2 separate regions of the Homo sapiens genome follow, and region 1 is linked to region 2. The links are chromatin contacts, found by Hi-C or POLR2A ChIA-PET in ENCODE. All regions are on one chromosome and are shown on one strand. Each heading gives the region's core, a stretch centred on a gene start or an enhancer-like site at or near the end of the contact. The rest is flanking DNA. Distances are from core to core; before and after follow the strand shown. Region 1 overlaps ARHGEF18 (Rho/Rac guanine nucleotide exchange factor 18). Region 2 overlaps INSR (insulin receptor).

What was found. Hi-C counts contacts between places; a loop is a spot of excess contacts on that map. ChIA-PET counts read pairs that join two places held with the same protein, here RNA polymerase II (POLR2A). Pooled maps may share reads with other maps.
Region 1: a pooled map shows a loop between it and region 2 (2.3-fold over the local background). The contact joins two enhancer-like sites. A Hi-C loop is called at or near these places in 1 of 50 pooled maps. POLR2A ChIA-PET finds 5 or more read pairs at or near these places in 3 of 52 experiments (B cell, RWPE1 and endothelial cell of umbilical vein).

What each region holds. Positions count from the first base shown.
Region 1 is chr19:7,367,288-7,372,564 of GRCh38, forward strand. All of the region lies in intron 2 of ARHGEF18 (Rho/Rac guanine nucleotide exchange factor 18), which reads left to right. Among named protein-coding and RNA genes, the nearest start is that of ARHGEF18, 21 kb to the left of the region's middle. Within about 2 kb of position 1,309, at least 9 of the 41 ENCODE cell types and tissues checked have a DNase peak (open chromatin) inside an H3K27ac peak, as active enhancers do.
Region 2 is chr19:7,239,856-7,244,721 of GRCh38, forward strand. The region is part of intron 2 of INSR (insulin receptor); the gene reads right to left. Among named protein-coding and RNA genes, the nearest start is that of INSR, 52 kb to the right of the region's middle. Within about 2 kb of position 3,261, at least 11 of the 41 ENCODE cell types and tissues checked have a DNase peak (open chromatin) inside an H3K27ac peak, as active enhancers do.

The DNA of each region.
Region 1 (5,277 bases), core at 59-2,558, 130 kb after region 2:
TTTTACCCAATGACCATTTGAAAACCATCTGCCCTGTGAGGCACGGTGGCTCATGTCTGTAATTCCAGCACTTTGGGAGGCCGAGGTGGGATGGTCACTTTAGCCCAGGATTTCAAGACCAGCCTGGGCAACATAACAAGACTCTGTCTCTACAAAAAATAAAAAAATACTAGCTGGGGCCGGGCGTGGTGACTCACGCCTGTAATCCCAGCACTTTGGGAGGCTGAGGCAGGCAGATCACCTGAGGTCAGGAGTTCGAGACCAGTCTGGCCAACATGGTAAAACCCGTCTCTACTAAAAATAAAAAAATTAGCCAGGTGTGGTGGTGGACACCTGTAATCCCAGCTACTCGGGAGACTGAGGCAGGAGACTCACTTGAACCCAGGAGGTGGAGGTTGCAGTGAGCCAAGATCGCACCATTGCACTCCAGCCTAGGCAACAAGAGTGAAACTCCATCTCAAAAAAAAAAAAATATATATATATATACACATATATATATTTTATATATATATACACATATATATATTTTATATATATATACACATATATATATTTTATATATATATATACACATATATATTTTTATATATATATATTTTATATATATTTTTTATATATATATATTTTATATATATATATAAAAGCTGGGCATGGTAGTGCAGACCTGGAAAGAAGGAAGAAAGGAAAGAAAGAGAGAGAGAGAGAGAGAGAGAGGGAGGGAGGGAGGGAGGGCGGAAGGAAGGAAGGAAGGAAGGAAGGAGAAGACTATCTGCTCTATGATTTACTTGCCATTTTGTTTGAAATTAAGCCACTTTTTTACATGACAAAATGGGACCAGGGACACATTATGCTTTGGTGTGTTATCTTTTTCCAACAGACAACAAGATCAATAACTATTTACATTTTTAAAATAAGCATGTATTCATGTACTATGCAAAACTGTGCGTGGTGAGCCTTTCTGAAGAGTGGGGAACCCTGGGCTGTTTCACCTCTGGATTTGATGGGGGATCCCATCCCCCAAGGCTCCCCCAGGTCTAGGGAACAGGAGCCTGGATTTATAGCATCCTCTTTGGGGTGTCAGGGCCAGCAGGGCAGCGTACGATGCTTACTCAGATACCTGGAAAGACCCCCACTGGGCTGGCTCTCATCTTTTCTTGCCCAAGATATGTCAGAACAAAGGTGCAAGCTCCAAAATAAAAGATGAGACACCCCCTCTCTCCCTCCCTCAATGTACCTACCAGTGGGAGCTGGAACAGCCTGTACTGCCTGGCTCCCCACTCCCCAGCTCCACCCCCATCTCTGGCCTGGCTCCCACCTCTGCCTCCTCTGAGGGAGGCCAGATGCAGGAGAAAGAGGGAGGCTCAGCCAGGCCAAGAGGCTGTCCTGACGTGTTTATATTTACAGGAGGATGAAAACCAGAGACACAAAAAAACCTTCGGGGGCTGCGACAGAAAAGACAGTAGGAGGTTTTCCAGGCACTGGGGGTAGGAATGGAGCCATTTGGGGGGTAAGTGGGAATTTGAAAGGAGGCTGCCGCCCAAGTCACATGAGGGCCAGCCAGAGCTAGAGCTGTGGCTCTTTAGAAAGAGACTGAAAAAGAGGGACCCTGGTGATCAAAAGGCAGAGGGAGGAAGAGGACGCAGAGGAGGAGTCAGCAGGGAGAAGGGAGGGAAATGAGGACGGTGGCCACAAAGGAGAGATTCAAGAAGGCAGGCTGTGGAAACAGCAGAGTGAGTCCTTAGGAAGTTAAACCTAAAATTGACCAGGCGCGGCGGCTCATGCCCGTAATCCCAGCACTTTGGGAGGCCGAGGCGGGTGAATCATGAGGTCAGGAGTTCAAGAGCAGCCTGGCCAAGATGGTGAAACCGTGTCTCTACTAAAAATACAAAATTAGGCGGGTGCAGTGACTCACGCCTGTAATCCCAGCAGTTTGGGAGGCTGAGGCGGATGGATCATCTGAGGTCGGGGGTTTGAGACCAGCCTGGGCAACATGGAGAAACCCTATCTCTACTAAAAATACGAAATTAGCTGGGCGTGGTGGCACATGCCTGTAATCCCAGCTACTCGGGAGGCTGAGGCAGGAGAATCGCTTGAACCCAGGAGGCAGAGGTTGCAGTGAGCTGAGATCGGGCCATTGCACTCCAGCCTAGGCAACAAGAGTGAAACTCCGTCTCAGGAAAAAAAAGAAAAAAAAAAGGAAAGAAAGAAAGGAAAGTTAAACCTAAAATTGGCTGGGCACGGTGGCTCATGCCCGTAATCCCAGCCCTTTGGGAGGCTGAGGCAGGTGAATCATGAGGTCAGGAGTTCAAGAGCAGCCTGGCCAAGATGGTGAAACTCTGTCTCTACTAAAAATACAAAAATTAGCCGGGCATTGTGGCAGGCGCCTGTAATTCCAGCTACTTGGGAGGCTGAGGCAGGAGAATTGTTTGAACCCGGGAGGCAGATGTTTCAGTGAGCTGATACTATGCCATTGCATTCCAGCCTGGGCGACAGAGTGAGACTCCATCTCAAAAAAATTAAAAGAAAGAAAGAAAGAAAGTTAAACCTAAAATTGCCATGCAATTGTGCCACTGCACTCCAGCCCAGGAGACAGAGCGAGATGCCGTCTCAAAAAATAAAATAAATTAGTTTGGGCGCAGCGGCTCACGCTTGTAACCCCAGCACTTTCGGAGGCTGAGCGGGGAGGATCATCTGAAATCAGGAATTTCAGACCAGCCTCGGCAACATGATGAAACCGTGTCTCTACTGAAAATAGAAAAATCAGCCGGGCATGGTGGTGCACACCTGTAATCCCAACTACTCAGGAGGGTGAGGCACGAGAATCACTTGAACCCAGGAGGCAGAGGTTGCAGTGAGCCGAGATGGTGCCACTCCACTCCAGCCTGGGTGACAGAGCAAGACTCTGTCTCAAAAAGTAAAAAATAGGGGCTGGGCGCGGTGGCTCACGCCTGTAATCCCAGCACTTTGGGAGGCCAAAGCGGGTGGATCACGAGGTCAGGAGATCGAGACCATCCTGGCTAACACAGGGAAACTCCATCTCTACTAAAAATACAAAAAAATTAGCCGGGCGTGGTGGCGGGGGCCTGTAGTCCCAGCTACTCGGGAGGCTGAGGCAGGAGAATGGCGTGAACCCGGGAGGTGGAGCTTGCAGTGAGCTGAGATTGCACCACTGCACTCCAGCCTGGGCAACAGAGTGAGACTCCATCTCAAAAAATAATAAATAAATAAAATAAATAAATAAATGTAAAAATAAAATTACCATATGATCCCGCAATTCCACTTCTGGGTATCTTCCCAGAAGAACTGAGAGCAAGGACCCACAGATATCTGCACACTGATGTTGATAGCAGCGTTATTCACAAGAGCCAACAGATGGAAAGAGCCCAGGTGTCTGCTGATGGATGGATGAATAAATGCGATGTGATCCATCCACACAATGGAATACAATTCAACCTTAAAAAGGAAGGAAATTCTGACACATGCTGCAACGTGGAGGAATCTTGAGGACGTTATGCTCGGTGAAATAAACCAGACACAAAAGGATAAATACTGTCTGATTCCACTCGTAGGAGGTCTCTGGACTCGTCGGGTTCATAGATTTACCACACCCCGCTTTTTTTTTTTCTTTCTTTCTTTCTTTGGAGACAGGGTCTTGCTTTGTCACCCAGGCTGGAGTGCGATAGCATGATCACAGCTCACTTCAGCTTTGACCTCCCAGGTTCAAGTGATCCTCCCACCTCAGCCTCCCATGTAGCTGGGACTACAGGAGCCTCCCACCATGCCCAGCTCACTTTTAAATTTTTTTGTAGAGATAGGGTCTTGTTATGTTGTCCAGGCGGGTCTCAAACTCCTGGGCTCAAGCGATCCTCCCAGATTGCTGGGATTCCAAGGCATGAGCCACCACGCCAGGCCTGGTCAGATTCATGGAGACAGAAAGTAGAAAGGTGGGTGCCAGGGGCTGGGAGGGGAATGAGGAGGCTGTGTTTCATGGGAACAGAATTTTAATTTGGGAAGATGAGAAAGTTCTGGAGATAGATGGAGGTGATGGTTGCACAGCAATGGGAATGTGCTTAATGATACTGAACTGGACACTGAAAAATGGTTAAGATGTGGGCCCGGGTACAGTGGCTCACGCCTGTAATCCCAACACTTTGGGAGGCTGAGGCAGGAGGATCACTTGAAGCTAGGAGTTTAAGACCATCCTGGCCAACATTGTGAAACCCCGTCTCTAATAAAAAATATATAAAAATTCACCAGGAGTGGTGGCACATGTCTGTAGCCCCAGCATCTTGGGAGGCCGAGGCAGTTGAATTGCCTGTGGTCAGGAGTTCGAGACCAACCCGGCCAACATTGTGAAACACCATCTCCACTAAAAATACAAAAATTAGCCGGACATAATGGTGGGTGCCTGTAATCCCAGCTACTCAGGAGGCTGAGGCAGAAGAATCACTTGAACCCGGGAGGTGAAGGTTGCAGTGAGCTGAGATTGTACCACTGCACTCCAGCCTGGGCGACAGAGCAAGACTCCATCTCAAAAAAAAAAAAGGTTACGATGATAAATGTTATGTGATGTGTATTTCACTGGAATAAAAAGAAGGGAGGGGCCAAATCTATAAAGACATCAACATGGGTGAGTTCTGGGTAAAGGGCAAACCCTGCGTAGCTCCTCCTTCCTCATCCCAAGACAAGTGTGGACACTGGCCCCTTGCCTCCTGCCGGCAAAGATCCCCAGCTGACAAATTGAGAGCATCCACCAAGGGCTGCCTGAGATCACATGGATGCCTGGAGCCACATCTCAGCACTGGCCTCGCATGGAGCCATGGGGGAAGCCCACTCGCCCACCTACCCACCAAACCCTGTGTGCAGACAGTCCTAACAAATGCCTGGAAAAGGACAATTCCTGTCCTGCAGATCCTGACAGCCCAGAGGAAGGGCACCTTACCAACCTTGAGGAGTCAGGAAGGCAACCTGGAGGGCATGCCCAAGCTGGGTTTTGACGGTTGCATAGGAGTTCACCAGACAGACTCAGGATGGGCCGGGTGGGAGAGGAGGTTTTGCAAGAAGAAAAGGCAGGTGCCCTGGCTGGACAGAATGACAAATACAATGACTGGGAGGAGAAGAGGGAAGTGAAGGACAAAAGAAGGGAAGGACAAAGAAATAGGAACAGGAGCAGAAACTGTACCAAAAAGAAAAAAAAAAAGAGAGAGAGATAATCAGATGGAAACTCAGTGACGAGAAGTGCTTTGCCAAGGCTAGAAGTAGGGGAATCTGGCATGG
Region 2 (4,866 bases), core at 2,011-4,510:
ATGCAGCAGGTGTAGCAATTGGAATCACAATCACAAAAATATCATATGTGTGCATGGTGAGGAAGATCGCAGAGTTTTTTGTTTTTTGGTTTTTTTTGAGACGGAGTCTCACTCTGTCGCCCAGGCTGGAGTGCAGTGGCGCCATCTCAGCTCACTGCAAGCTCTCGCGGAGTATTTTTAAAGACTAGATCCATTACAGCAGGACCAGCCACGTGTGGCCAGTCAGAACTGAAATGTGCTTTACGTGCAAAATACACAATGGCTTCCTAAGGGATAGTACTACTTAGCTTCCCAATATATGCAGATATTTAGAATACTCAAAAGTGTATTACAATATAAATGGCAGTGTTTAACACCAGTGAACTGTATACTGAAAAATAAATAAGATGGCAAATTTTATGATGTATATTTTATTACAGCAGCGAAAGATTTAAAGAAAGATTTATGCCAGGCGTGGTGGCTCATGCCTGTAATCCCAGCACTTTGGGAGGCTGAGGCAGGTGGATTACCTGAAGTCGGGAGTTTGAGACCAGCCAGGCCAACATGGTGAAACCCCATCTCTACAAAAATACATAAATTAGCCAGGCGTGGTGGTGCACACCTGTAATCTGAGCCACTAGAGAGCAGAATTGCTTGAGGCAAGGCGGAGGTTGCAGTAAGCCAAGATTGCGCCATTGCACTCCAGCCAGGGTGACAAGAGTGAAACTCGTTGTCAAATACAAATAAATAAATAAATAGATTTAAAGAACAACTGAAGATAACCCAAAATCCAAAATCTTAAATGCTCCAAAATTTCCTGGCCCGAAAATCCAAAATCCTAAATGCTCCAAAATTCAACTTTTTGAGCGCCGACATGATAGCAGTGGAAGAAAATTCCATTCCTGACCTCTTGTGACAGGTCACAGTCAGGGCGGTGAAAACCTTGTTTCCCGCACAATATTACTGAAAATATTGTATACAATTACCTCCAGGCTATGTGTATAAGATGTACATGAAACATAAATGAATTTAACGTTTAGACCTCGTTCTCAGCCCCACAGTATCTCATTACATATACGCACATATTCTAAAATCCCAAGTGGGAAACACTTCTGGTCCCAAGCATTTTGAATAAGGGATACTGAACCTGTATCTGGCATTGACGTGTGTACAAGGTTATGTGTCAAAATACATGCAGGGCTGGAAGTTTATGTACCAAACCTAAGAGAGTTGTTACCTCTGGGAAGAAGGGAGGAGAATATAGCAAGGGAAGATGACAAAGAGAACTCCAACTGTATCTTACATTTTATTACTTTCACTTATTCACTTTTTATTTTATTTTGTTTTTTTTTTTTTTTTTAAGAGATGAGGCCTTGCCCTGTTGTCCAGGCTGGAGTGCAGTGGTGTGATCGTAGCTCACTGCAGCCTCCAACTCCTGGGCTCAAATGATCCTCCCACTTTAGCCTCGTGAGTAGCCAGAACTACAAGAACATGCCGCCACCCCCGGCTAAATTTTTTTAAATTTTTGGTAGAGATGGGGTCTTGCTATATTGCCCAGGCGGGTGGATCACTGGAGGTCAGGAGTTCGAGACCAGCCTGCCAACATGGTGAAACCCCGTCTCTACAAAAATACAAAACTTTGCCAGGCATAGTGGCGTGCACCTATAATCCCAGCTACTTGGGAGGCTGAGGCAGGAGAATCACTTGAACCCGGGAGGCAGAGGTTGCAGTGAGCTGAGATCGTGCCAGTGCACTCCAGCCTGGGCGACAGAGCGAGACTGTCTCAAAAATAATAAAATAAAAATAAATCAGCTGGGCATGGTGGCACATGCCTGTGATCCCAGCACTTGGCAGTATCCGGAGACATTTTTGGTTGTCATGACTTGGGGTTGCTACTGGTATTGAGTGGAGGCCAGGGATGCTACTAAGCTTCCTGTAATGTACAGGGCAGTCCCCACCACGGAGAGGGGTTCAGCCCAGAATGCTAACACTGTTGAGGCTGAGAAACCCTGCCTAAACTCATTAAATTTAAAAAAAGAAGAAAACAAGCCAGGCACAGTGGCTCATGCCTGTGCACTCTGGAAGGCCGCAGTAGGAGGATCACTGGACGTCAGGAGTTCGGGACTGGCCAACATGGTGAAACCCCGTCTCTACTAAAAGTACAAAAATTAGCCAGGTATGGTGGTATGCACCTGTAATCCCAGCTGCTTAGGAGGCTGAGGCAGGAGAATTGCTTTGAACTCAGGAGGCAGAAATTGCAGTGAGCCAAGATCATGCCACTGCACTCTAGCCTGGGTGACAGAGTGAGACTCTTGTCTCAAAAAAAAAAAAAGAAGAAGGAGGAGGAGAAGGAGAAGGAAAAGGAGAAAGAGAAGGAGAAGGAGGCAAGCCAGATGTGGTGGTGTGTTCCTGTAGCCCCAGCTACTTGGGAGGCTGAAGCTTGAGGATCCCTTTAGCCCAGGAGTTTGAGGCTGTGGTGTACTATGGCTGTTTCTGAATAGCCACTGTACTGGGCAACATGGTACACATCTTTTTAAACATTCTTTCTAAAAACAGCAAATTTCATTTTATGTGTGACTTTTACTATAAATAAAAATGTTTTTAAAATAATAAAAGTTCAGCCGGGTGTGGTGGCTCATGCCTGTATTCCCAGCATTTGAAAGGCTGAGGAGGAGGGCAGATCACTTGAGGTCAGGAGTTCGAGACCAGCCTGGCCAACATGGTGAAACCCCGTCTCTACTAAAAACACAAAAATTAGCCAGGTGTGGTGTGGGCGCCTGTAATCCCAGCTACTCAGGAGGCTGAGACAAGAGAATTGCTTGAACCCGGGAGGTGGAGGTTACAGTGAGCCAAGATCGCACCACTGCTCTCCAGCCTGGGTGACACAGCGAGACTGCCTCAAAAAAAAAAAAAAAAAAAACAGCTACAACTCTGCAACTCTGGTGTAATATCATGAAACCAAAAATATTTGCATGTTGTGTACCACAGAAGCTATTTATAAATGAAAATTTTGGCCTAAAAAAAAAGAAAGAAAAGGAATCCAAATCAGAACTCCTCTAAAAAAGCAGTACCCTGTTTTCAGTGTTGGGCTACTGCTAAAGCAGAGAAAAATGAGGTTTTGGGAAGCGGGACAGATTCTTAGAGCCATGTTAGCAAAATTACCAAACCCCATCCCCCCAACACAGACACACACACCACTCTTAGTCTTGAACAATAAAGACATACAAGGAGCACAGACTCCAGATGGCAGACTAAAAAAACATTATTAGATTTCCAATGAAAACTTTTGCTGTAGTGGTTCTAACGTGACACAGCCCTACAAAAATAAAGATGAATCACGGCCCATTTCGAAGGAGAGGTCTGACTGCCTTACGTCACAGCCAGTCACACACTGTTTTGGTTTTTTTTTTTTTTTTTTTTTTTTTTTTTGAGATGCAGTCTAGCTCTACTGCCCAGGCTGGAGTGCAGTGGTGCGATCTCGGCTCACTGCAACCTCCGCTTCCTGGGTTCAAGTGATTCTCCTGCCTCAGCTTCCCGAGTAGCTGGGATTACAGGCGTGCGCCACCACACCTGGCTAATTTTTGTATTTTTAGTAGAGACGGGGTTTCACCATGTTGGCCAGGCTGGTCTCGAACCCCTGACCTCCAGTGATCTACCTGCCTCAGCCTCCCAAAGTGCTGGGATTACAGGCATGAGCCACCGCACCTGGCCTAAATTTTTTCTTAAGTTATCAAAGAATTGCTTCCCCCCAAAAGTTATGGCACCATAAAATTTGTCAATGAATACTCAGTTACCTGCTATTTCATTTTATGTGGCTAGAACACAATAAATAATCCAAACTGATGAAGACATTGCAAAATAAAACCAACCAAAAACATAGCCCAATTTCACTCATGAACACAGATGGCAAGAATTCAGAAAACGAAACAAAGCAAACCTAGCAAATCGAATTCAACGTTATGCTGAAAGAATAATTCATCACAACCAAGTAGGTTTTACCACAGGAAAGCAAGGATGATTTTATATTAGGAAATCTATTAAACATAGATGTCGGATAATACCATTGTTAAATATTTAATGTTAGTCTAGAAGCCCTGGTCAATAGAATAAGATTTAAAACCGAAACAAGAGGTATGATTTTAGACATAATTTTTTTCATGCTTCCAGAACTGAGCAGACATAATTTTTTTAAATGACCATAATTTGTAGAGGACGAAATTGCACACAATGAATAAAACAATTTAAAAACCTACCAATCAATTTCACTAAAGTATCTGGATTCAGGGTAAATATGCTATTCATAGTAGCCATAACTAACACAACAAAACTCTGTGATACAGAAATCAGGAACCATCGTCACAAAAATAATACAGGATAAAGATGAAGAAAGGACAATATAAAAGATTTGAACAAATTGGCTGGGCGCAGTGGCTCATGCCTGTCATCCCAGCACTTTGGGAGGCCGAAGTGGGCAGATGACTTGAGGCCAGGAATTCGAGACCAGCCTGGCCAACATGGTGAAACCCCGTCTCTACTAAAAATACAAAAATTAGCCGGGCATGGTGGTGTGTGCCTATAATCCCAGCTACTCAGGAGGCTGAGGCACAAGAATTGTTTGAACTTGGGAGGCAGAGGTTGCAGTGAGCCGAGATCGTGCCACTACTCTCCAGCCTGGGTGACAGGGCGAGACTCTGTCTCAAAAAGAAAAAAAAAGATTTGAGCAAATGGAAAAGGAGATCCCATACCTGCCCGGAAAGGAAAAATACGAAAGTATTGATTTCTTAATTTATGGATTTTAACCCATTTTTCCATTTGTCCCAAGAATAATCTATTCTCTAATCCTAATGTAACATTATAGACATTTCTGTTACATTAAGATTAGAGACA